2 separate regions of the Mus musculus genome follow, and region 2 is linked to region 1. Evidence: chromatin loops called from intact Hi-C (ENCODE). Cell type or tissue: left cerebral cortex. All regions are shown on one strand. Each heading gives the region's core, and the rest is flanking DNA. Links, peaks and the distances in the headings are about the cores only.

Region 1 (8,340 bases), core at 217-8,216:
GGGAACAAATCTCAAATCTGCATGCTATAGGTACAGTTAATAGAAAATTGGACTGCCAAAGGTGTCCACGCCCAGATCCTTAGAACGGGTGGGAATAGTACTATCTTAGACACTGTTCTCTTTCTTGAAGAGATGCCATGACTAAGGCAGCTTATAAAAGAAACCATTCAATTGGGGTCTTGATTACAGTTTCAGAGGGTGAATCCATGACCATCATGACAGAGAGAGCATGACTACAGGCATGGCACTGGAGCAATAGCTGAAAATTCACATCTTATCTGAAAGGTGAACATAGAGAAACTAGGCCTCTGACTAGGACTTTTCAAATCTCAAGCCTACGTGCCAGTGACATACCTCTGCCAACAAGGCCGTACCTCATCAAGCCCACAACTCCTAATCCTTCCTAAACAGATGGCTAACTAGGAAGCAAACATTCATATATTTGAGCTTATGTGTGTGGGGGGGGGCATTCTTATTCAAACCACCACAGTTATCTTATAAAGGAGAGAGAAGGTTATAGATGAATTAAGAGATCCTATTTGGGATCATCTGGGCAGACTAAAGATGGTCATCAGTGTCCTTCAAAGAGGAAATCAGAGTGATGCTACATTAGAAAGACACAGTGTGCCATTGTTAGCTCTGAAGATTGGAAAAGAAGCCACTAGCCAAGGAGTGGTGGTGCTTTTAGGAGCTAGAAAACTCAAGGGTAGATTCTTACCTGGAATCTTCAGATGAGAAGGTAGGAATTATAACCCATCAGGACCCATATCCAACTTTCCTTTCTAGTAGAAGACTGTGAAAGAATTCACCTGCATTGCTCTTTGCCACAGGCCTCTGGTGACTTGTTACAGTAATCATAGGACCCAGTCCTCTAAGGTGAGACTTTTTGGAGTTATAAGAAATGACCTAAGACATTAGCTTTTTATTCCCATGAGAATAAAATTCATTCTGGAAGACAAGCTTGGGAGACACCCAGAGGTCCATAGAACACTATCAATGCCCCTCCGATTTCATTGTCTATGCTATGAATGTCTGTACAAAGATGTTTACCAGGCTCAGTAACTCCTCTCTTTCACATTATCTCCCACCCCCAGGCTCCCTGCTGAATCTCCATCACATCCCACTGGTCATTTTTCTCTTTGATTGTCATTCTCAGTTCCTTCTTCCTTTACCCACCTTAGCTTTTCACAAGCCCTCATCACAGTGTTTCTGCAGTGGCATGGCATTCGAAGTTCAGTGTCATTCCTTCCACCCAGAAAAGTCATAGGTTAAGCCCTGTGTGTCCTCTCTCCCCATCTCCATAGAAAACAAACAGAATAGTGTCTGAAAACCTTCATATTTTATCTTTCTCAATTCCCATGATAACTTTCCAGGTTCAGAGTTTGCTTAGGCTACTTAGAAAAGTAGGTTTTACATTTTTAGGCCTTGCGACATTTTTATATATTGTGAAGTATTATTTCTAGATTTGGTTTCAAGAGATTTTACTTCAAGTCCTGAGACTTTCTTCCTGGAGGAAGGCTCAAGCTACACTTGCAGTTTCATCCTTGGCCTCCTCTACTCTGTACCTCTTGTGCCTTCACAGAGGAACTGGATGCTTGTGGGTGGGTGGAGGATGCTGGTTTGCTGTTACAAAGGGGTGATCTTGCCTGGGAACACTTGTTTCCCATTTAAGCTCCTTCACACCCATGGCGTCTTCTCCTGAGAAGGTAGGACACCTGCTTACAAAAAGGGTGATTTAGTTTTGTGGGGTGAGCACAGGATCTCCTCTAATTTTTGCTGAGATGTGTTAGCTCTGGGAAGCATGTCTATATATTAAGAAACTAGAACTGAAATTCCTGGGCCTGGGAGAATGGGCATGAAGGCCACCAGCCTTGGCACCTGAGCAGTTCTATGTCAGTCCTCTACGAACACAGAAGACTAACAGAAGCACACACTGCTAAGGTCAGATGGCCCATTTCCACAGGATGGCAACAGGTTCTTTTATGCCTTCTAAGAAACTCTACCATGGAACCTGCTACAGAGCCTGCAGTTCTTTTTCTCCAATGAGTCTCCAGCTGCAGCAGCTACTGTGCAGGGGTCGCTGGGATGAAGATCGGCCTGAAATGCTTTGAAGGACAGTTGAAGCCTGCCTGAGTGCTTGGTTCCATCTGTGCTGGTCAATATGTGCCCCCTCATGCCCCACCTCCCACCCCAGGGCAACCAGAGGGAGAACCCACAAGCCATATCAGTAGAGTGAAGGAAGCCAGGATCACCAGAGAAGCTGAAAGAATGCACGCAACTTCAGCAAACACGACTGAGGTTCAGGCTGATTTCTCACCTGCGAATAGGTCAGAACTTGTTCAGAGCACTCATCAGAAATGTGCAAAGGAAGGCAAGGGCTTTAGAGTGAGTTCTTCTCTGTTTTGATATTGCCAACTCCTCGGTTGCCAGGGCCACTGTCACCGTCCCAGCATCCTGCCCAATGTTCTACTTTTGCTTATCTAATGGGGAAAGGACTGTACTGTCTGTCTGTCTGTCTGTCTGTCTGTCTGTTCTTTCAACTTCCAGCATACAGCCTATTGCAGATCTGATGCCCATTAAATATTTATGGAGCAGGAGGATGAATGAGGTTTGGAATTGTTCACTACCAGAAGTCTCAGCTGAAGCAAGAGAGAGGGGCAGGGCAGAGTAAGGTACAGAGGAAAGGGAGGAGCTTACAGTATTTCTCCTGGGAAACATCCCAGCATGGAAGTTTCCTTTGCACAAAGAACATGTAGGCAATTGCCAAGGTTCCTTATTGCTATAATCAGTAACTTATGTAACAGGCCTCTCGCCTGTCTGGGCTGATTTTTGCAGTTGTACACATTGAGGGTTGTGCATAGGTCCAGGGAGTATCCTCTACACACCACAGGATAAAAGGTATCATGGAGGGGGCTAAAAGATCTTAGAAACAAGGTTCTATTTCTTAATTTAGGCTGCCTATTCTTTCCCTTAGAGACCAACTTTAGTTTAGATTCCTTCCTCAGAATCAGCCAAAGAGGATCAAACTATAGACTTTTGAGGCAATGTCCATTTGATCCTGTCTGTATCCTGCCTTTCAACAAGTCACTAAAATTACTATCTTCTGCTGACCCTAGCTTTGGGTCTATTCAATGTTTTCCCCTAACCACATAGGGGTAGCTTGTTTTCTTTTTGGTAGACTCTTGAAATGCAAGTATATAAATAAAAATTCAAAGAAGTTTTAAAACTGTAGGTTAAAATACAGTTATCTAGAGTTCAGACTTTGGCTTAAAGAGTGCAGAGTTGGAATTCCAGTTGTGCAAACTTAAGCAAGTGGATCAAAACACTGAGTCCTTTATTTAGTTATTTCCTCAAAAGGATTTGTAAGCTACCTTTCCTATGCTGGGAATTGGGTAGTTCAGGTCTCCACTTTCAAAGAACTTACAACTGAACAGAAACTCGACCTGGTCAGTAAGTGTCAGAAGGTTAGAACACCATTAAGGGTGTCTACATGGACACTGGGAACAGAAACAGGAAGAGCTGAACTGCCTTCTGTGGTGAGGGAGGGCTGAAGCTTGAAGAAGGAAAAAGATGGAAATAATCAAAAGACTAGGTAGAAACATTCAAGATGGAATGAGAAACATGGACCATGGTCCTGGGGCAGGGAGCACTAAGACTGACTGAATACAAAGGCCAACAGAACAAGTTGGGAATGGAGGCTGGGATGGTAGGGAACTGATAATAATGAGAACTAAAGGCATAACAGCAATCGTACACTCTCATACCAAAGCCCTAAAAGGTTTTAAGAAGTTCAAAGCAAAGCAAAGCAGTTTTCTTGTTTTCGGGTAATGGAAAATGCTGATATAAAGAGCTATTCTAGAATGGAGCTAAGCATGGGTAAGAAAAGCTCAAGTCCTGTGACTTTCCCTCTGCCTCACAGAGCAGACAGGTCATCTCTCTTCATGACTTGTTCACTGCCTGCCTCTGCTCTCTTCTCAGTCCCACAGTGCAGCCTGCCAGAGTTTTCTCCTCTCTCCTCCTCTCTCCTCCTCCTCAGTGCTCTGCTGGGACTTGTATCTCCCAGCAAGCCCATGAATTATTAAAAATAATTTGTTTTCCAAGAGATAGTTTTTCATCTCTACAGACTTTTGTAAGGTACAAGATGCCAGACTGGTGCCCATAACTTACTAAATTCCTGGCTCTCGATCAAGTGGTAGCAGCCTAAAACTTATTTCCATCTGCCTTTGAGAAAGCAGACTCGGTTGAGGCTTGACTTCCTGCGAGAGACTCAGGATGAGCCAAAGCCTGCACTTGGGACTGGTGGTCAGCATCATGTCTCACTTTGGCTCCTCTGGCAGTTACTATGAAAACTTCACTCTTTACCCTTGCCCCAGTGGGCTGATGTGCCTTTCTCGGGGATCCAGGTTATCTATATATTCACTAAAAATAGAGCCACTGCAAGCACAGAGGAGAGACTGAGTTCATACTGTTAGCTGCAGGAGGACCTTGACCATCACTTCAATGGTCAGCCTCGCTTCTCCCACAAGTATCTGCATCCATTCTTCCTGCTGTGACTTTTCTGCCTACAGATGGGTGACCTGATCCGTGGGTCAGTCAACAGGGTCTGCAAGAGAAAGGGTGGGAACTGAGGGGCAAGAAACTCGAAAAATGGAGACAACACAGGCTATCTGCTCAAGTCTCATGACTCAAGGCTCAAGGCTCAAGGCTCAAGGCTCAAGGCTCAAGGCTCGTTTATTAAAAGGCAACTATGGGTATATATGCACTCGCTGGGGAGTGCCGCTGGAGACACTTAACCACAGGTCCAGGATGTATAGGAGAAAAATAAGATGTTATCAGAGTGTGTTCAGCTGTGATGGGCTTCTTGCAAAAACATCATGCTAGGAAAGCATGATGCTTTCTGCTAAGAGTAGACTCCCAACAGATGGGGAGAACCGATCATATAATAAAGAAGACACTAGGTCTTCAAGTACCTGTAGATACCAGCACGATCCTGAAGAATTGCTTCATCTATTGGTCTTTGATCCTTTACTACTTCCTAAGTGGAATGCTGGCAGGACAATCATGATTCGGCTGGGTTCACTTTTCCTCCTAAACGAGTACCTTAAACTGAAATATAATTACCTCATTCCTTCTATTCAATTTCTCTACATCAGCTTCTCCATGTTCCTCCATCAATTTCTTGGCCCCCTCTTAATAATTGTTATTGTTACACACGCACACACACAAACATTTATAAATATACAACTTGCTACATCTATCAGTGTTCTTTTTTTTTTTTTTTTCTTTCCATTTTTTATTAGGTATTTAGCTCATTTACATTTCCAATGCTATACCAAAAGTCCCCCATACCCACCCACCCCCACTCCCCTACCCGCCCACTCCCCCTTTTTGGCCCTGGCGTTCCCCTGTTCTGGGGCATATAAAGTTTGTGTGTCCAATGGGCCTCTCTTTCCAGTGATGGCCGACTAGGCCATCTTTTGATACATATGCAGCTAGAGTCAAGAGCTCCGGGGTACTGGTTAGTTCATAATGTTGATCCACCTATAGGGTTGCAGATCCCTTTAGCTCCTTGGGTACTTTCTCTAGCTCCTCCATTGGGAGCCCTGTGATCCATCCATTAGCTGACTGTGGGCATCCACTTCTGTGTTTGCTAGGCCCCGGCATAGTCTCACAAGAGACAGCTACATCTGGGTCCTTTTGATAAAATCTTGCTAGTGTATGCAATGGTGTCAGCGTTTGGATGCTGATTATGGGGTGGATCCCTGGATAAGGCAGTCTCTACATGGTCCACCCTTTAATCTCAGCTCCAAACTTTGTCTCTGTAACTCCTTCCAAGGGTGTTTTGTTCCCACTTCTAAGGAGGGGCATAGTGTCCACACTTCAGTCTTCATTTTTCTTGAGTTTCATGTGTTTAGGAAATTGTATCTTATATCTTGGGTATCCTAGGTTTTGGGCTAATATCCACTTATCAGTGAGTACATATTGTGTGAGTTCCTTTGTGAATGTGTTACCTCATTCAGGATGATGCCCTCCAGGTCCATCCATTTGCCTAGGAATTTCATAAATTCATTCTTTTTAATAGCTGAGTAGTACTCCATTGTGTAGATGTACCACATTTTCTGTATCCATTCCTCTGTTGAGGGGCATCTGGGTTCTTTCCAGCTTCTGGCTATTATAAATAATGCTGCTATGAACATAGTGGAGCATGTGTCCTTCTTACCAGTTGGGGCATCTTCTGGATATATGCCCAGGAGAGGTATTGCTGGATCCTCCGGTAGTACTATGTCCAATTTTCTGAGGAACCGCCAGACGGATTTCCAGAGTGGTTGTACAAGCCTGCAATCCCACCAACAATGGAGGAGTGTTCCTCTTTCTCCACATCCTCGCCAGCATCTGCTGTCACCTGAATTTTTGATCTTAGACATTCTGACTGGTGTGAGGTGGAATCTTAGGGTTGTTTTGATTTGCATTTCCCTGATGATTAAGGATGTTGAACATTTTTTCAGGTGCTTCTCTGCCATTCGGTATTCCTCAGGTGAGAATTCTTTGTTCAGTTCTGAGCCCCATTTTTTAATGGGGTTGTTTGATTTTCTGAAGTCCACCTTCTTGAGTTCTTTATATATGTTGGATATTAGTCCCCTATCTGATTTAGGATAGGTAAAGATCCTTTCCCAATCTGTTGGTGGTCTCTTTGTCTTATTGACAGTGTCTTTTGCCTTGCAGAAACTTTGGAGTTTCATTAGGTCCCATTTGTCAATTCTCGATCTTACAGCACAAGCCATTGCTGTTCTGTTCAGGAATTTTTCCCCTGTGCCCATATCTTCAAGGCTTTTCCCCACTTTCTCCTCTATAAGTTTCAGTGTCTCTGGTTTTATGTGAAGTTCTTTGATCCATTTAGATTTGACCTTAGTACAAGGAGATAAGTATGGATCGATTCGCATTCTTCTACATGATAACAACCAGTTGTGCCAGCACCATTTGTTGAAAATGCTGTCTTTCTTCCACTGGATGGTTTTAGCTCCCTTGTCGAAGATCAAGTGACCATAGGTGTGTGGGTTCATTTCTGGGTCTTCAATTCTATTCCATTGGTCTACTTGTCTGTCTCTATACCAGTACCATGCAGTTTTTACCACAATTGCTCTGTAGTAAAGCTTTAGGTCAGGCATGGTGATTCCACCAGAGGTTCTTTTATCCTTGAGAAGAGTTTTTGCTATCCTAGGTTTTTTGTTATTCCAGATGAATTTGCAAATTGCTCCTTCTAATTCATTGAAGAATTGAGTTGGAATTTTGATGGGGATTGCATTGAATCTGTAGATTGCTTTTGGCAAGATAGCCATTTTTACAATATTGATCCTGCCAATCCATGAGCATGGGAGATCTTTCCATCTTCTGAGATCTTCTTTAATTTCTTTCTTCAGAGACTTGAAGTTTTTATCATACAGATCTTTCACTTCCTTAGTTAGAGTCACGCCGAGATATTTTATATTATTTGTGACTATTGAGAAGGGTGTTGTTTCCCTAATTTCTTTCTCAGCCTGTTTATTCTTTGTGTAGAGAAAGGCCATTGACTTGTTTGAGTTAATTTTATATCCAGCTACTTCACCGAAGCTGTTTATCAGGTTTAGGAGTTCTCTGGTGGAATTTTTAGGGTCACTTATATATACTATCATATCATCTGCAAAAAGTGATATTTTGACTTCCTCCTTTCCAATTTGTATCCCCTTGATCTCCTTTTGTTGTCGAATTGCTCTGGCTAATACTTCAAGTACTATGTTGAAAAGGTAGGGAGAAAGTGGGCAGCCTTGTCTAGTCCCTGATTTTAGTGGGATTGCTTCCAGCTTCTCTCCATTTACTTTGATGTTGGCTACTGGTTTGCTGTAGATTGCTTTTATCATGTTTAGGTATGGGCCTTGAATTCCTGATCTTTCCAGAACTTTTATCATGAATGGGTGTTGGATCTTGTCAAATGCTTTTTCTGCATCCAACGAGATGATCATGTGGTTTTTGTCTTTGAGTTTGTTTATATAGTGGATTACATTGATGGATTTTCGTATATTAAACCATCCCTGCATTCCTGGAATAAAACCTACTTGGTCAGGATGGATGATTGCTTTAATGTGATCTTGGATTCGGTTAGCGAGAATTTTATTGAGGATTTTTGCATCGATATTCATAAGAGAAATTGGTCTGAAGTTCTCTATCTTTGTTGGATCTTTCTGTGGTTTAGGTATCAGAGTAATAGTGGCTTCATAAAATGAGTTGGGTAGAGTACTTTCTACTTCTATCTTGTGAAAAAGTTTGTGCAGAACTGGAATTAGATCTTCTTTGAAGGTCTGATAG
Region 2 (8,340 bases), core at 63-8,062, 46 kb after region 1:
AGTTTCTGTCTGCCTGTTTATTCTGCCCCTGTTTCAGCAGCCAGCTCTTTAACAAAAGCCACATTCCTTTCTCATACAAAAAAAAAAAAAAGCTTTTAGCATAGTGAGAGAGGTTCCTTAGCTTACTCATTGTGAGTCCAGCAGTAACAAGATTATGCCCAGTCCATATTTTAGTATTTCTTTTGGCCGGATAGAGAGCAATGTGACCTTCAGTGACCTCCCCCACTGAAGCTTGCTTTTCCCTCTTTTTGGGCAATTGAAAAACTAGCAAACATTTACCTGTAGAAAGCAAGTGATGGGACATAGAAATGACAATACCAAATATCCTGCCAGCACTTGGTGTTGCAATTTTAACAATGGAAAATACAGGGGCACGCCTACATAGCCATTTGATGCAATATGTGTGAGTGAAGGTCATCCCAACACTCAAGTTATGGTGATATGTGGTAAATGGATGGATGGATGGATGGATGGATGGATGGATGGATGGATGGATGGATAAAAGCATCGGAAAGTTATGAGTGAGACATATGTGTTGAGTTCAGTAAATTGACACCATCAATGACGTGTATTAGGGCCCTGGGAGTCAAAGAGACCTACACTAGATTCTGCCACAGATTCTGGCAGAATATAAAGCCTCCATTCTATAAAATTCATCAAATATCTGGACTCCTTTCTCATCCTCTGTGAAATGAAAGATGTGGAAGCATTACTTATTAAGTTCTTTGGATGGAATGTCCTCAATGATTTTGATATTTTAATTTTTTTAACAATGTGAAAACTTACAAAAATATTTTGCTGAACTTTTATCAGTCTTAAAATTTTTTTCACTCTTGTTTCTACTTCAGAGCTTTCCCAACGAATTGGCTGTTTTGAATCTACTTCTTGTTTTATCTTCAGTCGCAGCACAGTGCTTGTCTTGAAGCCTTAGCAGGTCTGGTGGTTTCAAATGTGAGTGGAGGGCTGAGGGCAACATGCAAATACTGTGTACACAGCACCGCCTCTGAAGTTCCATTCTCAGGAACTTGCCTCTTACAGATAAGGCACCTGAACTCTGTTAATATGCACATTGTCTGCTAAAGCTTGACAGAGCACAGGAATCTAGAGTTCCTTGCTGAGCTGCCTTCCTGACCATAGCATTCTGGGGCAGAAGAGAGAAAATGGGAAAGTTCTCACTGCAAAATGAGTGATTCATCAAAGATCTACAGGATTCCAATATTTCTACCCATAGAGATCACACCTAGAGATTGTGAGCCATTGACTACCAATAGCTAGGAAATAAATGGACACTATAGTAGGGAATGCTGCTGGTGTCAGCAGGGAGCAAGAGGCTCTGACACTACCAAAAATCTTCAAGAACAACTTCCCCCTTCAATTTTCCTCAGCCTAGACACATTCATAGAAATTTGAATGAAACTAGTTGTTGGCTTACAGGCAATTCCACTAGGCTTCTCCCAAAGTTGACCTAGCAACAGCTTGAGTCATCAACAGTAACCATTTCTACCTGTGCAGCTGCCAGGTACCAGTGGACTGTCTCCTACCCTCCCCCACTTATTCTTCTCCTCCTCCTCCTCCTTCTTCTCCTTCTCCTCTGCCTCCCCTTCTTTCCCTGCTCCTTCTCTTCCTTCTTCTCCCTTCCCTTCGTCTTCCTGCCTCCTTCCCCTCCCCCTCTGTCCCCCTCCCTCTTTTCTTTTTCTTTTTTTAACAGCAAAATTACATTCCCTTTTATTGTTTAGTGAAATATATATATAATTATGTACAAATAACAGTTTTTGTTTGAACATTGTTGTACTGTCACCTGACAGCCTTCCCCCCACCCCTTGGATATTTTAATTACATTTCAAATATTTTCCCCTTTCCAGGTCATCCCTTCGGAAACGCCCTATCCCATCTGCCTCCCACCGCCTGTATGAGAGTGCTACCCCACCCATCCACTCCTGTCCTCCTGCCCTGGCATCCCCTACACTAGGGCATTGAATCCCCTCAGGTCCAAGGGTCACTTCTCCCACTGAGGACCAATAAGGCCATCTGCCATATATGTGGCCAGCGCCATGGATTGTTCCATGTGTACTCTTTGGTTGGTGGTCCAGTCACCAGAAGGTCGGAGTTCTGGCCTGTTGACACTGTTGCTAGCTCCGTGGGGCTCCCCTCAGCTCCTTCAGTCCCTTCTCCATCTCCTCCATCAGAACCCCTGAGCTCAGTCCAATGGTTGGCTGCGAGCTTCCTCCTCTGTATTTGTCAGGCTCTGGCAGAGTCTCTCAGGAGACAGCCATATTAAGCTCCAGTCAGCAAGCACTTCCTGGCATCCACAATAGTGTCAGGGTTTGGTGGCTGTATATGGGATGAATACCCCCTCCCTCCCTCCCTTTTCATTCTCTTGCTTGCTTTCCTTCTGTTCCGAGCAGGCATCTTCTTTTCTTTTGGTCCTTCTCTGATCCCCACCACCCCACCCCACCCCACCCCCGCTTTCTCTGCCTCTGCAGCCTCTATCCACTTTCCAAGTCTCCTCCCCCTACAATAAACTTTCTTCTATCAGATCTGTGTGATGTCATAATTTCTCAGGGGGCCACATTGGAATGAGCCCACCAGGTACCCCTTTACTCCTGCCACCACCATATGATATCTCATAACACTAGTGAACTTCCATCTGTCCCCAGGAGCTCTCTAGTCTCTAGAACAAGGAGGAAGGTAGAGGCTCAAAGTGACTTTACTGGTTACACATTCTGTTGGCTAGTCCAGAATCTTTTTGTTTTCATTTTCCCAGACTTTCATATCTATTATTAGAATTGAGAAGAAAGTGTTCTGCACAGAGAGTTTTTGCTAGCACCACCATTTTGGATTTTTTTTTTGAGTAGGAGACTACAGTAATTCTTCCTTTGCCCACAAGATGTGATTGAACCCTTCTCAAAGAAGGGGAGGGAGATGGAGGAGAATCTGCATGAGGGGGTACTGGGTGAACAAGGGGCTGATATTGGGATATAAAGTGAATAAATAAGTAATTTTACAAACCTAACAGAGTTGAGTTGTTGGAGGTTCTTTGAAAAACAACTCTTCTGTCTCCTATATTCCATATTTGTTATGCTACGTATGGAACACATGTAGGGTCAGAGGTACATTCTGAGATATTGTCTTTGTTGCTGTGATGGCTTAGGAGAGTTCTCCTTCATTTATTGTCTGTTTCTGCTGTTCTGACATTTTATAATATGTGGGTGTCTTCTGGAGGAAGTAGATTAGACAGTCTCTTCTCTTCTCTTCAATTATTCATGTTGTTAACCTTACAAGCAACTGCGGATGTTATAGCAGTGGAAGTGGCCAAGGAATGTGGTGCACGACAAACCTGTGCTTCTTAAAGAAGCGCTCTTAGGAGGAGTTTTGAAAGCTTGGATGCAAAATGAGAAACACGCCCTAGCAGTTATAGATCTTAGAGTCAGTACATCTTAAATGTCTCTGCTTCTGCTTGGTGATTCTGCCAGGCTCAGATTCATATTTAAGATAAGAAGGAATATATTTTTATTCTCTTTTGATCTCACCAGTGATTTTTTTTTTCCACCTTGATTTTTGGACAAGGAGAGTCTGAAGTAGTAGTCCAATCTCTTTGGCAGCCACAGGAGAAACATTCAGAGAGGAAAATAGAAGCTTGACTTCTAGGCATCTAAATCTTCATGTTGAGAAGGGGAGGGCAATTGGGGAAAGAATTGTGGGAAGGGGTAGTGAGCAGAATGTAAAGTGAGTAAGTAATAAATAAATAAATGAATAAAAAACCCAGAATCTTCATTTTGACTCAGTAAACCCCATCACCCTCGAAGTTTTTCAACCACTTACACTTCAAAGCTACTCATATTTCGATATTTGTTCTTTTGTAGGTTTGACTCTGTTTAGAGTCTTCCTATCTGTTTCCTCTCTGATGTTCTACTTTCTATTGTCTTATCATCCACCATGGGTTATTTCATCTGTCTCCTCCCTTCCAAAGCTGAATACATCCAGTGAGCTTTCTACGGCAGCTACTGTATTTTTTTTCTTTCAAAATTCCTATTTGATTCTTCAAGTTTTAGTACCAATATATTGTAAGTTGAGTATAGATAGGCTCCTCAACTTATTCTTTTGCATTTTTCTTCATAAGGTTTTTCTAATTGTTTTCTTTTATTCAATCCTGTTCGTAATTGTTTGTTGCAATGTGGTTATCACAGCTGCTTCTAAATTTTTGTTAGCTCTGTTTTCTTGTCATGCTGGTGTTGACTGCTTTTCCATTTAGTTTGAGATATTTTATGGCCTTGATATGACAAGTGATTTTTCTATTGAAGCCATAAGTGGAAACATTTTTTAGATTATACTATGGGCCTGTGACTCCTACTGCAAGTTGCTATTTTAACCAGACTTATTTACCATGTTGGGGAGGGAGGGAAAAGGAATGTAGTATCCCATTACTTCCAGATGGGTTTAAAAGCCACATCTCCAGTTTCAGCACCAGTTAACACCCATGAAAGGAGTCTCCTTGATACTGTTAGGTGGGGCAGGGGTTTTAACTGTAGTAGCTCTCACTGGCACCTCTCTAATAGTGGCTATGTTAGATCAGCATCAGTATCAAATAATGCCTGACATAAGCAACTAAGGAGAGAAAAAGTTTGTTTTGCTTTGTGTCTTGGAAGTGTCAGACCACAGTCTTTGGCTCCGTTAATTCTGGACTCACAGTGAGGTAGAGCATTGTGGCCATGAGGGCAGACAGGAGAAATATATGAAAAGCAGGAGGCAGAGGACAAGGACCAAGGCAAGGACCTTCAGGGCTAGGACCAAGGACCTACCTACCTACTTCTTCTAGCTAAGATCTTGACCCTCCCTCCTTTCTTTTTCAAAATAACACCACGAAGGGAACCAACCCATCAGCAATACACCTGTCAGTTCATATTAGTCTTAAGCATGACTGTTGCCACTGAGTGGTGGTGAGAGTTCTGACTCTTCACTATTCTCTTTGTGGCACCATTCTGGGGAGAGGATTGTCTCCTTACTGCCAAGGCTGGTTAGACACACAGGTTCCCCAGAAGGTCTCCAGTAGCTGAGGCTGGGGAAAAGAGAGGGGCTACATAATGGTTGATCTTAATTGTCAGTTTGACTAGACATAATTAAATAGAGGTATTTTTAAAGGTTTCCAGACTTAAAATAAGTATTGGGATCCGCAATGGGGAAAATTAGAGCTAAATTAGATTTAATCAAATTGAAAAGAAATCTGTCCAGGGAAGGGTATTGTTAAAAGGATGAAAAGACAAGTTATGGATTTGGAGAAGATATTTGTAAGCCACTTACCCGTCAAAGGAATATACTCTGCCATTAGGAAAAGACTCAAACCTTAATATCTAAAAACAGACAATTCACTTTGGAAGTGGGCATATAATACAAGAAGATCTCCCATCCCAGAGGAGAGAGCAGTGACAAAGAACATGTGGCAGGATCTTCATCCTCCTCATCCCTAAGAAATGCAAATTCAAACCACAATAAGATGTCCTTACATACCTGTCAAATTTTCTAAAGTAAAACAGCCTGAAAACAGCAAATATCAGGGGTGATATGAGAAACTGGATCACCTGGTTGGTAGAAACATATAAAGTTGGCACAGTCTTTAAAAACAAACCATGCAGTGAACAGAAAGCCATGCAGCTTCAATTCAGGGCACTCATGTGAGGGAGACAACAATGCACCTTACACAAAAGCCCATTCGCATATGTTTACAGCACATTTTCTTTTTACAGACCCAAACTGGAAATGATCTAACATGTCTGAGGATGAGTTATTTAAAGTGGGAGTCATTTCAATCTTGGAATGGCACTCAGCAGTGCAACCAACCAACCATAGATGTGAATGGATAGCTAGAGAACTGGGCTACGCAAGATCTCATTCATGTTACATTCTTGAAAGCAGAGTGGTGATTCCTATGGGTGAAGGAAGAGATAAAGATAGGGAAGAAGTGGGTTGGGTTATGAAAGGACATTAGTCAAAACCTTTTTTAATGACAGAAATGTACTCTATTTTGAGTTTATCAAAGTCTATTTTGTAGTTGGGAACTTGCACTACAGTTCTGTAAGACTCTAGTCTTAGAGAAAACTGAGTGGACAGAAAGCTCTCTCTGTCTTATTCAGCTTATTTGGACTTTAGTTTCCAAACATATTTTAAATTAACGCTACCAGATAGTTACTCTGACAATGTATGAATGTTTACCTTAAGGCGGCCAGTAAGAAATCCTGGAAGAGACTCTGAGATCATGTTTCTAACCCTTGAATTCTTCTGGAACATGAACCAGAAGAAGCCTCAGGTATGGTCCAGATCCTTTGAGAAGTACAGAATTGTGCAAGTGAGAAACTTTCTAGAGCCACAGGCTGACTCCTGTGGTAGGAATTGTCACCATCACTTATAGATACCATTCATTCTTTCAGAGAGTTTGTGCCTTCAGACTGAGAGAGGACAGCTTGCAGTGTGGTCCAGCTGCGATACCACTGCTCAGTGCTGGTAATGTAGGGTTGGTGGGTGCTGCTGCAGGGAGGCTGTCTATTCTTAGGGAAGGTCACATCTGCTGCATTACAAAGTCAGCATTGAGTCAGTGGCTTTGGAGCCTTCTTCCATTCTCAATTCTGGTCACTCCAGAGGCCTCTTTTCATTCTCTGAGCTTATGGCTCCTTTTAGCACCATATCTCATATACTCAGCAGGACCACGGGGATTCAGCATGGTCACAGCAGGCCTTCACTACCTCTGCTTCAGGTGAGGAACAGCAACGAGGCACATAAAATGAGGCTATCATTTGGAAACTCTGAAAATGAACCCATTCTTTAAAGTGTTGAAAGTAACAGAAAGTCTTTATTCAGAGAAACTCTTCATTCTTTGTCACTCTTTATAGTATGAAAAGAAAAGACAAATAATAAAAAAAACTGAGATCTGTGTGGCAGCCAGACACTATTAACTGAAGAATTCTCAAATCATCCATCTTTTGCCAGCTCTCTAATGAAAGCCCTCTAAACACTTACTCAGTTCTCTTGCTCTTCTGTCTACCAAAGTCAGATGGTGCTTTTGTAGGCTCTAAGAAAACCCACAAGATAGGGGAACAGGTAACAGGAGCGAGGCGGAGAAAGACATCACAGGGGAGGTGGTGAGAGCATGTGAGTAACAGGACAGCAACTTGGCCGGCTTTTATATGTGCACACATTTCAAAAACTGAGACGGGGATTTGCACTGCTTTGCTGGAGCTATGGGTTGTAGAAGACAGGAGAGCTCTATTTCCAAAAGCCAGGGATGCTTCTGAATAACCTGCCAAGCTAAGTACAATTCTGGATTAAGAGATCAGCCAGGGTCAGTTCACCTGACCCCGTGGGTGCCTGGAGGAATATGTGCTAGCAGAACAAAGTTGCTCAAAAAAACAGCTGATGTGAAGGACCACCTGTGAGTGAGGCATTAGGCTGAGCATGGGAAACATCTATTTCTGTAGGGCAGGATGGTGGATATTGACAATAACATATGACTCAGCACCATATAAGATCCCACTCTTACTCCCTATCTAGAATATGTTTGAGTGCTTTTGAAATTGGCAATATTAGAAAGAATAGACTTTGAAATCAAAAAGATATTTGAATTCCAAAATTTTCTGATTGTTAGATTATTCTTAGGTTGTTTAGGTCAATGTTTCCAAATTGATTTTCATGTCTGAAAAATGGACACAATAACACTGGCATAGTTCTTAGGGATGAAATGAAAGATTATAAAGCATAAAGTTTCCAGTCACACAGTAGACACTCAAATATTAATTTTCTACCAAATCCTTGTCACCAAAATATTCAGCTTTTGTTTTTTTTTTAGAAATTAGATGATAAAGTTCTTCTTTCTGTACTTCCCTTAGTCCCAGTACCAGAATCTGTTAGCCTAGAGGCAAAACTGACCTGACAACTCATCTATTTAATGCTACATTTCATAAACATGGAAATCAAAGTACAGAGACTTTACTAAAGACATAAAACTAGACAATGTTGTAGTCTCTGCTGCCCAGGTCCAAGTTGCCCATACCAGAGGCTTGATTACGTTTCACTCTGTTCTCATTCACTGAAGTCCCAAGGCCTTGGGGTGATAAGGCAGAGAGTTCTGAATCTCTGTAATTGTCTCAGCATCTCCTTCAGGCACTGACAGTAATGGGTCTTGTAAAGGCCACATAATTTGTTCACTACAGGCAACTCAGACCTATTCTAAGCCTTGGGTGTATATGACAGATTGAGCTCCTGTATGTATATACATGTACATGCAGACATATATAAAATCTGAATAGTACAGAGTTCTGTTATTGGTTAATGGTGCTTGCCACACTATCAAAT

Evidence for each region. Peaks named below come from ENCODE experiments on the same cell type or tissue, not always from the same donor. Only the 100,000 strongest peaks of a DNase experiment are listed, where the experiment ranks them.
Region 2: it touches region 1 in a loop (2.7-fold over the local background); 2 of 42 quality-filtered maps call a loop at or near these places.

What each region holds. Positions count from the first base shown.
Region 1 is chr14:49,631,983-49,640,322 of GRCm38, reverse strand. No RefSeq gene overlaps it. Among named protein-coding and RNA genes, the nearest start is that of Gm36082, 37 kb to the left of the region's middle. In left cerebral cortex, for the core only: no CTCF peak of the experiment used is centred there; DNase peaks (open chromatin) are centred at 2,744, 4,047 and 4,156.
Region 2 is chr14:49,585,541-49,593,880 of GRCm38, reverse strand. No RefSeq gene overlaps it. Among named protein-coding and RNA genes, the nearest start is that of Slc35f4, 64 kb to the right of the region's middle. In left cerebral cortex, for the core only: no CTCF peak of the experiment used is centred there; DNase peaks (open chromatin) are centred at 2,879 and 3,370; H3K27ac peaks cover 316 bases.